2 separate regions of the Mus musculus genome follow, and region 2 is linked to region 1. Evidence: chromatin loops called from intact Hi-C (ENCODE). Cell type or tissue: gastrocnemius. All regions are shown on one strand.

What was found. Hi-C counts contacts between places; a loop is a spot of excess contacts. Peaks named below come from ENCODE experiments on the same cell type or tissue, not always from the same donor. Only the 100,000 strongest peaks of a DNase experiment are listed, where the experiment ranks them.
Region 2: it touches region 1 in a loop (19-fold over the local background); 28 of 42 quality-filtered maps call a loop at or near these places.

Annotation. Positions count from the first base shown.
Region 1 is chr10:115,319,550-115,327,549 of GRCm38, reverse strand. No RefSeq gene overlaps it. Among named protein-coding and RNA genes, the nearest start is that of Rab21, 8.0 kb to the right of the region's middle. In gastrocnemius, a CTCF peak has its summit at 4,067 (motif pointing left); a DNase peak (open chromatin) is centred at 4,053; H3K4me3 peaks cover 290 bases; H3K27ac peaks cover 212 bases.
Region 2 is chr10:115,613,467-115,621,466 of GRCm38, reverse strand. No RefSeq gene overlaps it. Among named protein-coding and RNA genes, the nearest start is that of Lgr5, 30 kb to the right of the region's middle. In gastrocnemius, a CTCF peak has its summit at 3,814 (motif pointing right); DNase peaks (open chromatin) are centred at 2,774 and 3,803.

The DNA of each region.
Region 1 (8,000 bases):
TTGGGGGGCTGCCGGGGTAGCTAGGGGGTGCTTGAGAGGTGGCTGGGGGTCTGGGGAGGCTTTTAGTTATTTCTGGTGCTGTCGACAGTGCTTCCCACCGCTGACTATTAAACATGTTGATCTCTTGGCTTCTCTGTCCTATTGCTTTACCATCCGTTTGTTTTGTTTTGTTTTGTTTTGTTTTCCTAAATGTGTGTATATGTTAGGTTATTTTATTTTTGTGTGTGTACATGGTTTTTTGTTTTGTTTTGTTTTGTTTTGAGGGTCTTTTTGTTTGTTTGTTTGTTTGTTTGTTTGTTTGATTTGTGTGTACATGTGTGGGTGCCTGGCGCCTGCAGGTGTTAGAAGAAAGTGTCAGATCCCCTAGAGCTAGTGTTTCAAGTGGTGGTGAGGCACCATGTGAGTGCTGGAAACCCAGTTCCTCTGCAAGAACGGCAAATGCTCGACCTCTGAGCCATCTCCCCAGCCCTAAACTTACTTCAGTTTTTATTACTCGTGTGTGTGTGTGTGTGTGTGTGTGTGTGTGTGTGTGTGTGTGTGTGTGTGAGGAGTTGTGAGGTGGGAGAGGGAGAAGAGAGAGTCACACACTGCAGTTTGACTTTCCAGAATTAGCTCTCTTTCCACAGTGGGTTCCAGGAACTGAGTTCAGGGCATCAGGCTGTCGAAGCTTGTGCTTTTACGTCCTGAGCCATCTCTCCAGTTTCCTGGTTCTGATCTTTTAACGAGACTTTTCATTGACTTTTAGGTCTGTGTGTCTGTATCCCAGTGGGGTCAGAAATCGTTCTCTCCTTCTGCTATGTGAGTCCTGGGGAACTCAGGTCATTAGGCTTGGTGGCAAGTACCTTCACCTACTGAGCCATATTACTGTCCCCAGAATATTCTTTTATTTCTTTAAATCAATACTGTTAAAGCCAGGTGGTGGTGGTGGGCCATAATCTCAGCACTTGGGAGGCAGAGGCAGGTGGATTTCTGAGTTCGAGGCCAGCCTGGTCTACAGAGTGAGTTCCAGGACAGCCAGGGCTACACAGAGAAACCCTGTCTCAAAAAACAAACAAACAAAAAAAAACAAAAACAAAAACAAAAACAAAATTGTCCGTATGGGTTGGGGAGATGGCTCAGCCGTTAAGAGGACCAACCGCTCTTCCAGAGGTCCTGAGTTCAATTCCCAGCAACCACATGGTGGCTCACAACTATCTGTAATGGACGGAAAGTTTGCCTTGATTGAACTTGATCTGAAGCCCCTTCAGAGGCTGGGTTGTTTTTTAGTGTTTGTAGTTGGGGGCAGGGGTAGGGGTGGGAGCTAGGGGTGGAAATGGGGGTGGGAGCTAATGCCCAGGGTTAGTCATTACCCTTCATGTGTAAAATCAACAGCTCCCGGATTCTTTTATCAGGTTGATTCGGGGTCGCAGTCTCTGATACTCTTGACCTTGGGGAGCAGCGTCTGAAAACAGGCGAGGAACGCCTCCTTCAGGAGTGTGAAGGCAGTAAGACTGTCCTGATGCTGTCAGGCCCGGCGTTGAATGATGCTCTCCTAATGGAAACCACACTGGGGATAGTTTTATAAGGCCATAAAGAAGGCAAGTTAGCTCGTTTCCTCCCCTGACTCCCGAACACAGAGCATCCCGAGGGGCTCCACTGGAGAAGAGAAGGATGGTGTAGTTTTTAGCTGAGCTTAATTTCGTTTTCATTCAGCTACAATAAATAACATAGCACATAAAACTCTGTGTCTTTGGGAGCGTATTTGTCTGAAAAAACAACAACAAATAATACGGCCATTATCAGTAAATGGCTCTCAATTATTTATTGGTTTAACGAGCTATTTTTGATGCCTACAGTATGCAGAAGGTACTATCGTAGATGCTAGTTATCAAGAATAAGGAAGAATCCACCTCTTGGTGCTGTTTAGGATGTGCAAGCAGACATACCTCTTACCTTGGTCCATTTCTACAGCTCTAATGAATGACTTTCTCTTCATGGCCTAAGGCACAGATTGTCTGTTTTACAGTGGCTGAAGCTGCAGTATAGGAAGACTGCATGCCATTCTGGGAAACCCACAGAAACATCATTTTTCTGGCTCCGAGGGGCTATCCACACACCTTGCTTCATGGTTCCCCTCCTATAGCATCCATACCTGCTGCGATGGACCACACTGCCTTCGCCTTTCCCTCGCTTTCGTCCCTGACATCTCCGGTTCTCACCTCCTCCTCCCGGAGCGGGTCGGGCACTCAGGAGGCAGAGGTAGGCAGATGTGTGAGTTCAAGGCCAGCCTGGTCTACAGAGTGAGTTCCAGGACCACCAGGGCTACCCAGAGAAACTCTGTCTCGAAAAACCAACAAGAAACCAGCAAGCCCGAGTGGTAGCATGTCCCCATAATTCCAGCATGGGGAAGCCAGGGACAGGAGGACGTCCCCCTCCCCCCAGAACTCATGGGGAGCTTCAGGTTCAGTCAGAGACATAGCCTCAGAAATAGGAGACACCCAGTGTCAACCTCTGGACTCCACGTGAATGGACCTGTACATGCACACACATGAGTGTCCACAAGCACACACACTCACACAGAGGGAAAAAATCAGAGATGCTGCGAAGAGTTTTTTGGTTGTTCAATAAGCTTCTCCAGCTACTAGTAGAGAAATGTGGATGTGGGAACGCAACGAGCTGGAAGTGGGGGAAGAGAGACAGAGACAGAGACAGACAGAGATACAGAGACAGAGGGAGAGAGACAGAGAGACAGAGAGGCAATAGATGGACTGAGGAAGACCATGCTTCATAGTTTAAGGAAAGTTTGTACAAACGTTTAAGTGCAGCTGGGCAGTGGTGACACACGCCTTTAATCCCAGCACTTGGGAGGCAGAGGCAGGTGGATTTCTGAGTTCAAGGCCAGCCTGGTCTACAAAGTGAGTTCCAGGACAGCCAGGGCTGCACAGAGAAACCCTGTCTCAAAAAACAAACAAACAAACAAACAAACAAAAAAGTTTAAGTGCATATACATTGAAAATTACTTCATGAGAAAACTGGCACTTAGAAAGTTTGGTCATTTTGGTATCTATAATATTCCAGTCATCCTGGATATAGGCTGTGAGGATGAGCCAGGTAGAGGTCTGGTCCATTGTGTCCGCTGTCAGGAATCAGAGCGAAGTGAAATCTACCCCTCAGCTCCTTTTGTCCCTCTCAGCCAGTCTGGGACCCTAGCCCGGAGAATGGTACCCAGCGCATTTAGGGTGGCTCTTCCTACCCCTGTAAAGCCAGTTTAGAAAACCCCTCCTCACAGATGTGTCCAGAGGTTGGCTCAGATGTGAGTCTAGATCTTTCGGGTTGCCAACCAATATTAACCACCATAATAGTCATTTAGGTCTAGTTTACATAGATCTCTTTAGGATTTCTAGTGTCTTATAACTACAGGAAACGGCCATGCTGCAGACTTCAGACTGACTCAGTGAGATTGTCTGAGTTCTGAACTGACTTTAGTCATTCGGAAACAGCCTGTTTGCAACACTATTACCAATAATTTGGTTACAGAATAGGCAATCCAATGTTTCTATCTAATATAACCAGATAGTTTTGATGCTCTGGTTATTTAAAAATCAATTTATTTTATTCTGTGTGTTTGTGTGTGTGTGTGTGTGTGTGTGTGTGTGTGTGTGTGTGTTTGTAAGCGCAGGTGTCCAAGGAAGCCAAGGTCAATGGGTGTCTTGGAACTGGAGTTACAAGCAGTTATTTAAAACAAACATTTTGATAGCTTTCTTTGTCTTCTCTTTTTAGCTCCTGACATATTTCATTAGAAATTGGCAAGATCTGAGAATTCTAACATTGAATACAATTCTTTCTTCGAGAAGAAATAGTTTTAAGTTTCTTGGAACATTTGCAGTGAACATCCGTCACCTTATGAACTGTAGTTTCTCCCTTCTTACGTTCCCCATGTCTCTTAGAATATTCCTGTTTTTTAAAACTCAGGGGAGAATCTTTGCCGGTAACCTTATTTTTATTGAAGAACACAGCTAACAGTCTTGGAAGGATTTGCCCTTACCTGGTAAATTTCATCGAGCTGCTGGTGCCCTCTCGTGGTCACTGCCCACACTTGCAGGTTATTTATTTTTGCTAGTGAGCCGGGAAGAGCCTCAGAGATTTAAAAAGACTAGAAACTGTAGGTTCTGAGCTTGCTCCAGAAAGGAAAGATACAGACAGGTGCTTGATTCTGTTTGGATGACCAAAGGATGTGAATTCTGGGTTGACATTGAACACCTCTACTACACCTTGTTCTAATTCTTTACCTGTTGCCTCCTACACGGGGAGAAAAATAGTCTCAAGGTCAACACAAGTTGCTGAGTAGGTGCACAAAGAAAGGAAAAACAATGTTTCCTATGGGGAGTTCGTGTTCCTTGCAGCTGCTGCCGCCTGTTGTTAATCACCCTTGCTAGGCGCATCTAATGGGGAATGCTTTAAGAAATTTTTATCTGTCAAAATCCCGTATGCCCAATCGAGTTTCTGAAATCTCATGTCCAATACACATCTTTTATACACTGGTCCTCCACTCATTGTCTTTAAATAGTGCGTACAAATGAAGCACTGCATTGCAGGACTCATAGGTCCAAACATTTGTTAGATGTGGTTCTAGCCCTGTGTCATAGTTCAGATTTCTATCGCTGCAATGAAACACTGTGACCGAAAACCAAGTTGGGGAGGGAAGGGTTTATTCAACTTACACTTCCAGATCTTAGTACTCCCTTCATGGGAGGAATTCAGGTCAGGAACTCAAGCAGGGCTGGAACTTGGAGGCAGAAGTTGATCCAGAGGCTATGGAGGGGTTCTGCTTACAGGCCTGTTTCCCATGGCTTTCTCAGTCTGCTTTCTTATAGAACCCAGGACTACCAATCCAGAGATGGCCCCACTCACAATAGACTGGGCCCCCACTCATTGATCATTAATTGAGAAAGTGCCTTACAGCTGGATCTCATGGAGGCATTTCCTCAACTGAGGATCCTTCTCTGATGACTCTAGCTTTTGCCAAGTTGGCATGCAAAACTATCCTGTACACCTTTGTATATAGCTATTTTCTCCAAATTAACTCCCCCGCCCCCACTGGTCATGGTGGCCCATGCTTTTAATCCCAGCACTCAGGAGGCAAAGGCAGGTGGCTCTGTATGAGTTTGAAGCCAGTATAGTCTACACAGTTAATTCGGGGCAGCCAGAACCACACAGTGAGAACCTGGTTTGAAAAAAAAGAAAGTAAATTTCACTTTAGAGGAGGTAGATGGAGGCTCAGGAGATTAACGGAAGTTATGAAGCTTAGGAAATGTACAGGACAGAGAGTATTCAGAAAGTTCCAAGAGTCATGAAGGGTCTCATTTATAGTAGTGAGTAATTCACAGCGGACAGCATCCATACATCTTCACCCCATGCTGGACTGGTCTTTGCAGAGCTCCACCTGCCTGAGCATCACTGCGCTCCTGCCCGTAACCCCCGCATCCGTGCGGCTGTAGGTAACCTCAGGAAAGTCACCGGCTCACCACGCTAGACTTGGTAGAATCATTCCTTTGTTCTGCTATGAGTGCCCTAGATGGGATGAAAAGACATTTTCCTTGGCTTCCTAGAAGTCAGAAGCTCCTTAAAGAAAAAGGACTGGTTTAAAGTCAAAGTCCTTGCCTTTCTGGTAACCGCCAACCTTCAGTGTGCCCTCCCCAGCCCCCTGCCAGTTGTAGAAGTGGACAGCTGTAGATGTTACGTTTCCTTTGGTTGTGGTTTTGTTCAGGTTCCTTTTTCTCCTATTGTACCCCTGTTTTAAATTCCCCTTTACCTCCTAATATTCAATTTTATCTCCCAGATGATTGCATATTAAAGTTTGTTACCCTAACTTCTTGAATTTGAAGAACTCCACAGAAACAGCCCATCTGTAAGTACTATCTCTCTAAGGAATTACAGAAATGTTTTTGAAGTCTCCTTGAGAAGAAGCCTAGTTAGAATAAAAAGGTATTGTGACACTCGCTGAAAGGACTCAATGCAGGATTAAGAAATGTCTTGGGTAGAGACTGAAGAGGCAAGCATGGGGCCTGCGTGGGTCTGTACCAGGTCCTCTGCATGTATTATGGCTGCTAGCTTGGTGCTTTTGTGGACTCCTAACAGTGGGAGTAGGTGTTTCTCTGACTCTTTGTCCTGCTGTGGGGGCTCTTCGCCTCCTATTGGGTTGCTGTGTCCAGTATCCAGATAAGGGCTTTGCCTTGTCTTACTTCTTGTTTTGTCCTGTTTGGTTGTCCTCACCTGGAGGCCTGCTCTTTCCTGAAGAGGAAATGAAGGGGGTGGGGTAGATGTGGGGGAGAAGGGAGGTGGGGGAGGGAGCTAGGAGGAGGAGAACGGTGGTATAGATATTGTATGAGATAATTAATTTTCTTTTTTTTAATGATTTATTTATTATTATATCTAAGTACACTGTAGCTGTCTTCAGACACACCAGAAGAGGGCGTCAGATCTCATTACAGATGGTTGTGAGCCACCATGTGTTTGCTGAGATTTGAACTCAGGACCTTTGGAAGAGCAGTCAGTGCTCTTAACCACTGAGCCATCTCGCCAGCCCGAGATAATTAATTTTCAATTTCAAAAAGTACCTTGAGGGCTGGTGAGATGGCTCAGCAGGTAAGAGCACTGACTGCTCTTCCAAAAGTCCTGAAGTTCAAATCCCAACAACCATGTGGTTGCTCACAACCACCCTTAATGAGATCTGATGCCCTCTTCTGGTGCATCTGAAGTCAGCTACAGTGTATAATAATAAGTAAATCTTTGGGCTGGAGTAAGCAGGGACTGAGCAAGTGGAGTTGACCAGAGCGAGCAGAGGTCCTAAAAAACATTCAATTTTCAACCACCATATGAAGGCTCACAACCATCCATACAGCTACAGCGTACTCACATACATTAAACAAACAAACAAACAAATAAATAAATCTTAAAAAAGAAAAAAGCCTTGAGGGCACAAGATTCTTCTACAGAGGGAAGCAGAACTGAGAAAGCACCGACCACGTGCATATTAATTAAATTCTTCAATGTCTTGTTCTCTCTACTGGCTGGCCTGGAATTTACTATGTAGACCAGGCTGGCTTTGAACTCACAAAGATGTGCCTGCCTCTCCCTCCTGAGTGCTGGGGTTAAAGACATGCACCACCACACCATCACCACCGTCCAGCTACTGTTTCTTCTTGTTGTCTCTAATATTTCTTTGGGGTTTATAGCTGTGGTGAACTGGAAAACATACGTACTTCCTTGGATAGAAGCAAGGTTTCTTTCTTTCTTCCTTTCTTTCTTTCTTTCTTTCTTTCTTTCTTTCTTTCTTTCTTTCTTTCTGATTTCTTTTTAATTCTTAATTATGGGGAGTTATGTGCTCGGGAGTTCAGGAGTTCAGGAGTTCAGTAGGCCGGGTAAAGGGATCCGACCCTCTGGTGCTGAAGTTGCAGAAGGCCGTGAGCTGCCCACTTGGGTGCTGGGAACGGACCTCGGGTCCTCTGAAAGAGAAGTCTGTCTTCTTAGCCATGGAGCCATCTCTCCAGCCTGAAAGCAGGGTTTCTTAATCTTGCCACTGACATTTTGATTTGAGCTGAATTGATGGCGGGTGGGGGGGAGGGGGATGGGAGGGGGGGAGTGGGGGAAAGTGTGGTGGCAGAGTGTGTCACTATGTAGGAACTCACTATATAGACTACATTGGGCTCCTTGCAGAGATCTACCTGCTTTTGCCTCCTGAGTGCCGGGATTCCTGGCATGTGCCACCATGCCTGACCTCTCTTCTTAAAGCCTTTTTACAAATTCCTTGGCGTTAAACTTCTAGTTTTCAGTTGACCTCTTTTGGAGGTTGGGTGGGGGCGGGGGGGAGGTGCTTCTCCACAGCTCCTCGTCCGTGCTTCTTTCTAACGTCAGTGTATCCTAGGCCCCTCTGAACCCCTCCCACACCATTCCTGTGTGACTTCATCTTTCTTCCTTTTTCATGCTCCTGTGTGTTGTACATGGATCCTGGAATCATCCTG
Region 2 (8,000 bases), 290 kb before region 1:
CTCTTCCAGAGTGCACATGGGACATTCTCCAAGACAGACATATGTTAGGCCACGACTCAACAATTTTAAAGAGATGGGAGAGATATCAAATAGCACTTCCAACCATGATGGTAGCAGCCCAGAATTCAATAACAGGAGGGAAATTGGATTTTCACAAATATGTGGAAGTTAAACAACATTGTCCTGAATGAGGAATGGATCAGAAAAAAATCAAGAAGAAAGCTAAAACTATCATGAGACAAAGAAAATAGAAACACAACCTACCAAAACATACATATACATCATGTACATACAGATCATATAAATACACGTATGCATATATATCATATATCATATACCACATATCACATATCATATACCATACATCATACATCATATATCACATATCATATATCATATATCATATATATATATACACATATACATATATATGGCAAGTAATGAGATTGAGTCAATAATCAAAAGGTTCTGAACAAAGAAAAGTCCAGGAGATTATTCAACCAAATCTTTACAGAATTAACATCAGTCTTTCTCAAACTGTTCAAAATTTAAAAAAATGAAAAAAAAAAAAAGATGAGAAACTGACAACCTAACTCACTTATGAAAGCACAATCGCCCTGACCTCAAAGGCAAACACAAGTACCAAAAGCAGGGCTGGAGAGATGGCCCAGTGGTTAAGAGTGCCATCTGTTCTTCCAGAGGACCTGAGTTCAGTTCCCAGACTCTGCTTTGGAACTGTCTATCACTTCTATTGCAGCAGATCTGATGCCCTCACACAGACATACATGCGTGCAAAACATCAATGCACAGAAAATAAAATTAATAGCGAGATCGGGCACGTTCAGGGTAGAATGGCTGTAGACTGGGGAATCGTGTGGAAGAGTGGGAGGAAGGATTGAGGGAACCAGAGAGGTCAAGGACATCACAACAAAACCTACAGAATCAACCTGGGCCCATAGGGGCTCACAGAGACTGAACCGCCAACCAGAGAGCATGCATGGGACAGACATAGGCCCTCTGTATATAATGTGCAGCTGGGACTCCTAAAGCAGGAGCAGGAACTGCCTGTGACTACACTGCCTGCCTTAGGATTCCTTTCCCCTGACTGGGCTGCCTGGTCTAGCCTCAAAAGAAGAAGACACACCTAGTCTTACTGGTACTTGATATACCAACTATAATATCCATGGGAGGCCTCCCCTTTTCTAAGGAGAAGGACAAGAGGAGTGGCTCTGGAGGGGAGGAGACAGGAAGGGACTTGGGAGGAGAGGAGAGAGGGGAAGCTGGGGTCAAGATATAAAGTAAATACCTAACTTAATAACAAAAATAATAAATAAAATGAATAAATTCTTTTTAAATCCTGAGAAAATAGTAGCAAAATCCAACAGAACAAAAGATTATCCACCAGGGATGAATTGAGTGAGATTCATCCCTGGAATATGATCGCTAAATGTGAGTAAATCAAAATGCCACATTAGCAGAACGAAGAGAAGATTCGTACCATCATCCCAACAAGGGGGAGAGAGTATAAAACACAGCATCCTGTCCTGATAACAGTCTGTGGAACAGAGACTTAGTGAGTTAGGGATAAAAGAAACACAACAGGGCAAAGGCCAGATAAGCCGGGGGGCAAACATCATTCTCACAGCAAAGAGCTGAGGATGGTTTTTTTTTTAAGAATAGGAATAGGATATGGATGCTGTCCTACTGGTACCCAACTCGGTGCTGAGAGTCCTAACCAGGGCAGCGAGGAAAGAAAGAAAAGGGCACCCCCCATGAGAAAGGAGAAAGCTAAATAATCCCATCAGGAAAAAAACAAAAACAAAAAAACAAAAACAAAAAAACATGTTTGGGAATGAAGCAAAGCCATGAGGTGAAGTATTGATGAAAAACATCATCGAAAACACAAATGAGCGAAAAGATAGTTCGTGTTCACGGACTGTAAGGTCGACACGCATTTACTGCCCAAAGCGATGTATAGATTCTATGTTTCTGTCAAATTCTGAATGGTATCGTTCACAGATGCAGGAACTCTGTCTACCGTCTATATGGAAACACAGAGAACCTGAGTAGCTTCATGGAGCCTTAGAAGACCTTTTAGAGCTGAAGGCACCATGCCCCATCATTTCAACAAAATCCAGCTGATGTTCAACGGAGGTGTGAACACTGTGCCACAGAGTAAGACTCGTCCTTAAGACAGGCGCGCAAACAAACGGAACTGGCTCGTCTCACATCCTCAAAAGTTAACTCAAACTGAATTTAAAAACTTAAATATTGGGACCTGAAAACATAAAACTACCAGAAAGAAAATACATATGGAAAACACACAGTGGTTTTTAGCATATGAACCCTAAAAATACAGATAACAAAATTAAACGCTGATTAACCTTGTTACATCAAAGTAAAAGGTCTACACAGCAAAGGAAATAATAGAGTCAAGAGGGGTGGGAAGAAAATATTTGTAAACTGCTATAATCGCATGGTTCGGTAATGCTCTTCCCAGAAGCCATGGGTTTTTAAACAAAAATCCCAGAGCCAAGTGTGAGATCTCGCCGTACGAGTTACTGTCTAGAGAGGTTCCCAGAGGCTCACAAAATAACACAGGTTACTGGCATTGCTCTTGGTTGTCCACTAGAACTAGATGGTAAGACCCTGTTGCTTAAAACAGGATTCGTTTTGAGAACAGGACACAGAGAAGTCAAGCTTGGACTAGGCTAAAAGCATCCCCTGTGCTGCTAGCTCTCAAAGTGGCAGAAGGTGCTCTACAGCTGGAGGGGGCGGGGCATAAACTGTCCCGCCCAGCTTTAGACACTGTATGCCGCAGTTCTGACCCCTTAAACAAGATGTGCCTTCTGTTGCAAATAAAATAAAATAAACCGGCATGACTATATAAGAATAACCAGCTGCATTCTGCCGAAACGTGAAAGCAGCTTCACAGAAAGGAATCCATGCCTGGTCCTGTGAGCTTAGTCAAAAGCCTAAGAGAAAGGCTGGTGCTGCTTTCTTATTGAATGGGCATTCGGTCAAATTGCTTTCTAAGTATTTTCTGCACATAGTCTAGTGCGGCCTTGGACATGAGAGCATCCTTGTGACTGTTAAGTGTTCAGCCTTAAGTGCGCGCTTTACATCGAAGATGCAGGGAAATCAAAGCGCGGAGGGGCGGGGGGGGGGGGAAGGGGGGGAGAAAGATTGTAGTAGCTGAAGGATCAAGAGAATCACTGTGACACACGATCTTCTAGGTATGATGCGGCCACTGCAATAACGATTACACTGCAGCTGTGACTTATGTGTACAAGACCTACAGCAAAAATAGGACAGAAAGAAGAAAAGGGCATGAAAGTAGGAGGGAGAGTCGGTGGGAGATACGAGGGACAGAGAAGGTGATAAGAAGAGGACTTAAGATGATCACAGCGCATTTGCATAAGCATATGGAACTGTCAAAATACAAAGAGGGGAAGAGTCTGCCTTTAGTAATTAAATAAATATTTTTTTAAAGAAACAAGAAGAGATTTAACAGCTTTCAGGAGCCAGTGGTGGGGGAGGGGAGGGGGACGACGGGGGGTGGATTATGGTGATACTTCACTCTCTACTAATACGCTAAGGACCAAATTGAATACTTGAAGTAAATAAAGTTTATGGTGTGTGAATTATATCTCAGTGAAGTTGTTTTAAATACTATAAGAAGACCACGCATTCACCTCACCTGGCGGGGGGGGGGGACGGGGGGGGGGGCTGCAGTGAAAATCTCCAGAAATCTGTCCTTCTCAGTCCAGCCTCCTGCAAACACACCATTTACAACCAGCAGAGGGAGCTAAAATAATAGCTTTAGCCTATGTCTGCTGTCACTGAAGGGGCGGTGGAAGAACGTCAAACTTAGAGATAACCGGTTTGGCTGAGTAATAACCCTATTTATTCTTATCAAAAGTATTGAAAGTTGATATAAATGCTCATCTTTTTTGAAAGTCTAAAAGTTTAAACATCTCAGAGGTTTTCTTTTTCTTTTATTGAAAATAGATTTTTTTTCATGCAATAGATTCTGATTCTAGCTTCCTTTCCCTCGACACCTCCGAGTTTTTTCCCACCTCCCCTTCCATCCAGATCCATCCCAGTCCTATCTCTCCTTAGAAAACAAATAACTCTGAAGGAAAAATAATAAAATAACATATAGTAAGATAAAATAGAATTAACACATCACAATAGGACAAGACAGAAGGAAGGGAGCCCAAGAGAAGATACAAGAAACAGATATAAGTGCAGACCCACTGGTTCACACATTCAGGAATCCCATAAAAACACAATACTGAAAGCCATAATATATACATAAAGGACCTGTTGGGGGCAGAGTGTTAGGGGGGGAGAGGGAAGGAAAGACACACAGAGACAGAGGAGGAGGAGGAAGGGGGGAGAGATGGAGGGAGGGAGGGAGGGAGGGAGGGAGGGAGGGAGGGAGGGAGGGAGGGAGGGAGAATAAATAAAAAGATAAATTTTAAATTAGAAAAAGAAAAGGCCCTGGCATGACATTGTGACACAAGGAACCTCCCAAGATGCCATTGGGTTTGTTTTCCATCAGCCATCTACTGCTGGGCATGCCACCTATACTTAAGAGTAGTCTACTTCCATCAAAACAACCCTGAGAGTTCACCTCACATCAATCAGAATGGCTAAGATCAAAAACTCACAGTGACAGCAGATGCTGGCAAGGATGTGGAGAAAGAGGAACACTCCTCCATTGCTGGTGGGATTGCAACCACTCTGGAAATCAGTCTGGCAGTTCCTCAGAAAATTGGACATAATACTATCAGAGGATCCAGCAATACCACTCCTGGTCATATACCCAGAAGATGCCCCAACATGTAATAAGGACACATGCTCCATTATGTTCATAGCAGCCTTATTTATAAAAGCCAGAAGCTGGAAAGAACCAAGATGTCCTTTAACAGAGGAATGGATACAGAAAATGTAGTGCATCTATACAATGGAATAGTACTCAGCTATTAAAAACAATGAATTTATGAAATTCTTAGGGAAATGGATGGAACTAGAAAATATCCTGAGTAAGGTAACCCAATCGCAAAAGAACACACATGGTATACATTCACTGATAAGTGAATATTAGCCCAGAAGCTTGGCATTCCCAAGATACAATTCACAGACCACATGAAGCTCAAGAAGACCAAAAGTATGGATACTTCAGTTCGTCTTAAAAGGGGGAACAAAATTCCCATAGGAGGAGATACAGAGACAAAGTGTGGAGCAGAGACTGAAGTAAAGGCCATCCAGAGACTGCCCCATCTGGGGATCCATACCATATACAGTTACCAAACCCAGACACTATTGTGGATGCCAATAAGAGCTTGCTGACAGAAGCCTGATATAGCTGTCTCCTGAGAGACTCTTCCAGTCTCTGACAAATACAGAAGTGGATACTTACAGCCAACCATTGGACTAAGCACAGGGTCCCCAATGGAGGAGCTAGAGAAAGAACCGAAGGAGCTGAAGGAGCTTGCAGCCCCATAGGAGGAACAACAATATGAACAAACCAGTACCCCACAGAGTTCCCAGGGACTAAACCACCACCAAAGAGTACCCATGGAGGGATCCATGGCTCCAGATGCATATGCAGCAGAGGATGGCCTTGTCGGGCATTAACGGGAGAAGAGACCCTTGGTCCTGAGAAGGTTCTATGCCCCAGTGTAGGGGAATGCCACGACAGGGAAGCAGAAGTGGGTGGGTTGGTAAACAGGGACAGGGGAGATGGGATGGGGAGTTTTTGGAGGGGGAACCAGGAAATGGGGTAACATTTAAAATGTAAATAAAGAAAATATCTAATTTTTAAAAAAATCTCAAAATAAGAAAGATTTGGAAAATTATAAAGAACAAACAAACAAAAGAGTAGTTTACTTCCCTGTGAGACTCCCTTGGAGGAAGCTAAATATTCATTTGCAAGTGGTTATCAGTTGATGACAGCTTCTGGGATAGGGATGGAGGCAAGTGTCCACTTCTCCTTTCAGCTCCGTCTGGTACACACCTGTGCAAGCCTGTGCAAGCCTCGGTCTCTGCATTCAATTGTGTGCCCGCCCTGTGCCCTGTTGTGGTTAGCAGACTTTCTTTCCTTCCCCTCTGACTCTCACACTCTCTCCACCTCCTCATCTGCAGAGCTCCCTGAGCCCTAAAGGGAGGGATCTGATAGTGATCTCCTGCTTAGGATTTGAATGTCCTAAGATTTCCAACTCTGTATTTTGCCTGACTGTGGGTCTCAGTATTTGTTCCCATCTGTGGTGGGAGGAGGCTTCTCTGGCGGTGACTGAGAAAGACGTTGATCTATGAGTATAGCAGAATGTCATTAGGAATCATCTTACTGGCAAAGGACACTGTCTATAAGACAAAAAGGCCACCAACAGATTGGGAAAGGATCTTTACCAATCCTAAATCAGATAGGGGACTAATATCCGATATATATAAAGAACTCAAGAAGGTGAACTCCAGAAAATCTAATAACCCCATTAAAAAATGGGGCTCAGAGCTAAACAAAGAATTCTCACCTGAGGAATACCGAATGGCTGAGAAGCACCTGAAAAAATGTTCAGCATCCTTAATCATCAGGGAAATGCAAATCAAAACAACCCTGAGATTCCACCTCACACCTGTCAGAATGGCTAAGATCAAAAATTCAGGTGACAGCAGATGCTGGCAAGGATGTGGAGAAAGTAGAACACTCCTCCATTGCTGGTGGGATTGCAAGCTGGTACAACCACTCTGGAAATCAGTCTGGTGGTTCCTCAGAAAATTGGACATAGTACTACTGGAGGATCCCTCAATACCTCTCCTGGGCATATATCCAGAAGATGTTCCAACTGGTAAGAAGGACACATGCTCCACTATGTTCATAGCAGCCTTATTTATAATAGCCAGAAGCTGGAAAGAACCCAGATGTCCCTCAACAGAGGAATGGATACAGAAAATGTGGTACATTTACACAATGGAATACTACTCTGCTATTAAAAAGAATGAATTTATGAAATTCCTAGGCAAATGGATAGACCTGGAGGGTATCATCCTGAGTGAGGTAACCCAATCACAAAAGAACTCACATGATATGTACTCATTGATAAGTGGATATTAGCCCAGAAACTTAGAATACCCAAGTTACAAGTTGCAAAACACATGAAACTCAAGGAGAACGAAGACCAAAGTGTGGACACTTTGCCCCTTCTTAGAACTGGGAACAAAACACCCATGGGAGGAGTTACAGAGACAAAGTTTGGAGCTGAGACGAAAGGATGGACCATCTAGAGACTGCCGCACCCGGAGATCCATCCCATAATCAGCCTCCAAACCCTGACACCATTGCATACACCAGCAAGATTTTGCTGAAAGGACCCTGATATAGCTGTCTCTTGTGATGTCAGTGCCTGGCAAAGACAGAAGTGGATGCTCACAGTCATCTATTGGATGTAACACTAGGCCCCCAATGGAGGAGCTAGAGAAAGTACCCAAGGAAATAAAGGGATCTGCAACCCTATAGGTGGAATAACAATATGAACTAACCAGTACCCCCAGAGCTCGTGTCTCTAGCTGCATATGTAGCAGAAGATGGCCTAGTCGGCCATCATTGGGAAGAAAGGCCCCTTGGTCTTGCAAACTTTATATGCCCTGGTACAGGGGAACACCAGGGCCAAAAAGTGGGAGTGGGGGGGGAGGAGAATGGGGGGGATGGGAGACTTTGGGGATAGCATTTGAAATGTAAATGAAGAAAATATCTAATAAAAATATATTTTTTAAAAAAAGGAATCATCTTACTGCTATGTTCCTTTAGCAACAGTAGTGTTTGCCTTTCCCCTCGGTCCCTGGGCTATCTAGTCTCAAGTTACTCATCGCCCAAGTGGCACTGGGATGGGTTCTATCTTGTGGAGTGAACCTTAAGTCAAATCATATATTGGTTGGTTATTCACAAAAGCTTTGAGCCACTGTGGGTTGACTTCTCTTTCAGGAAAGACCTAGTT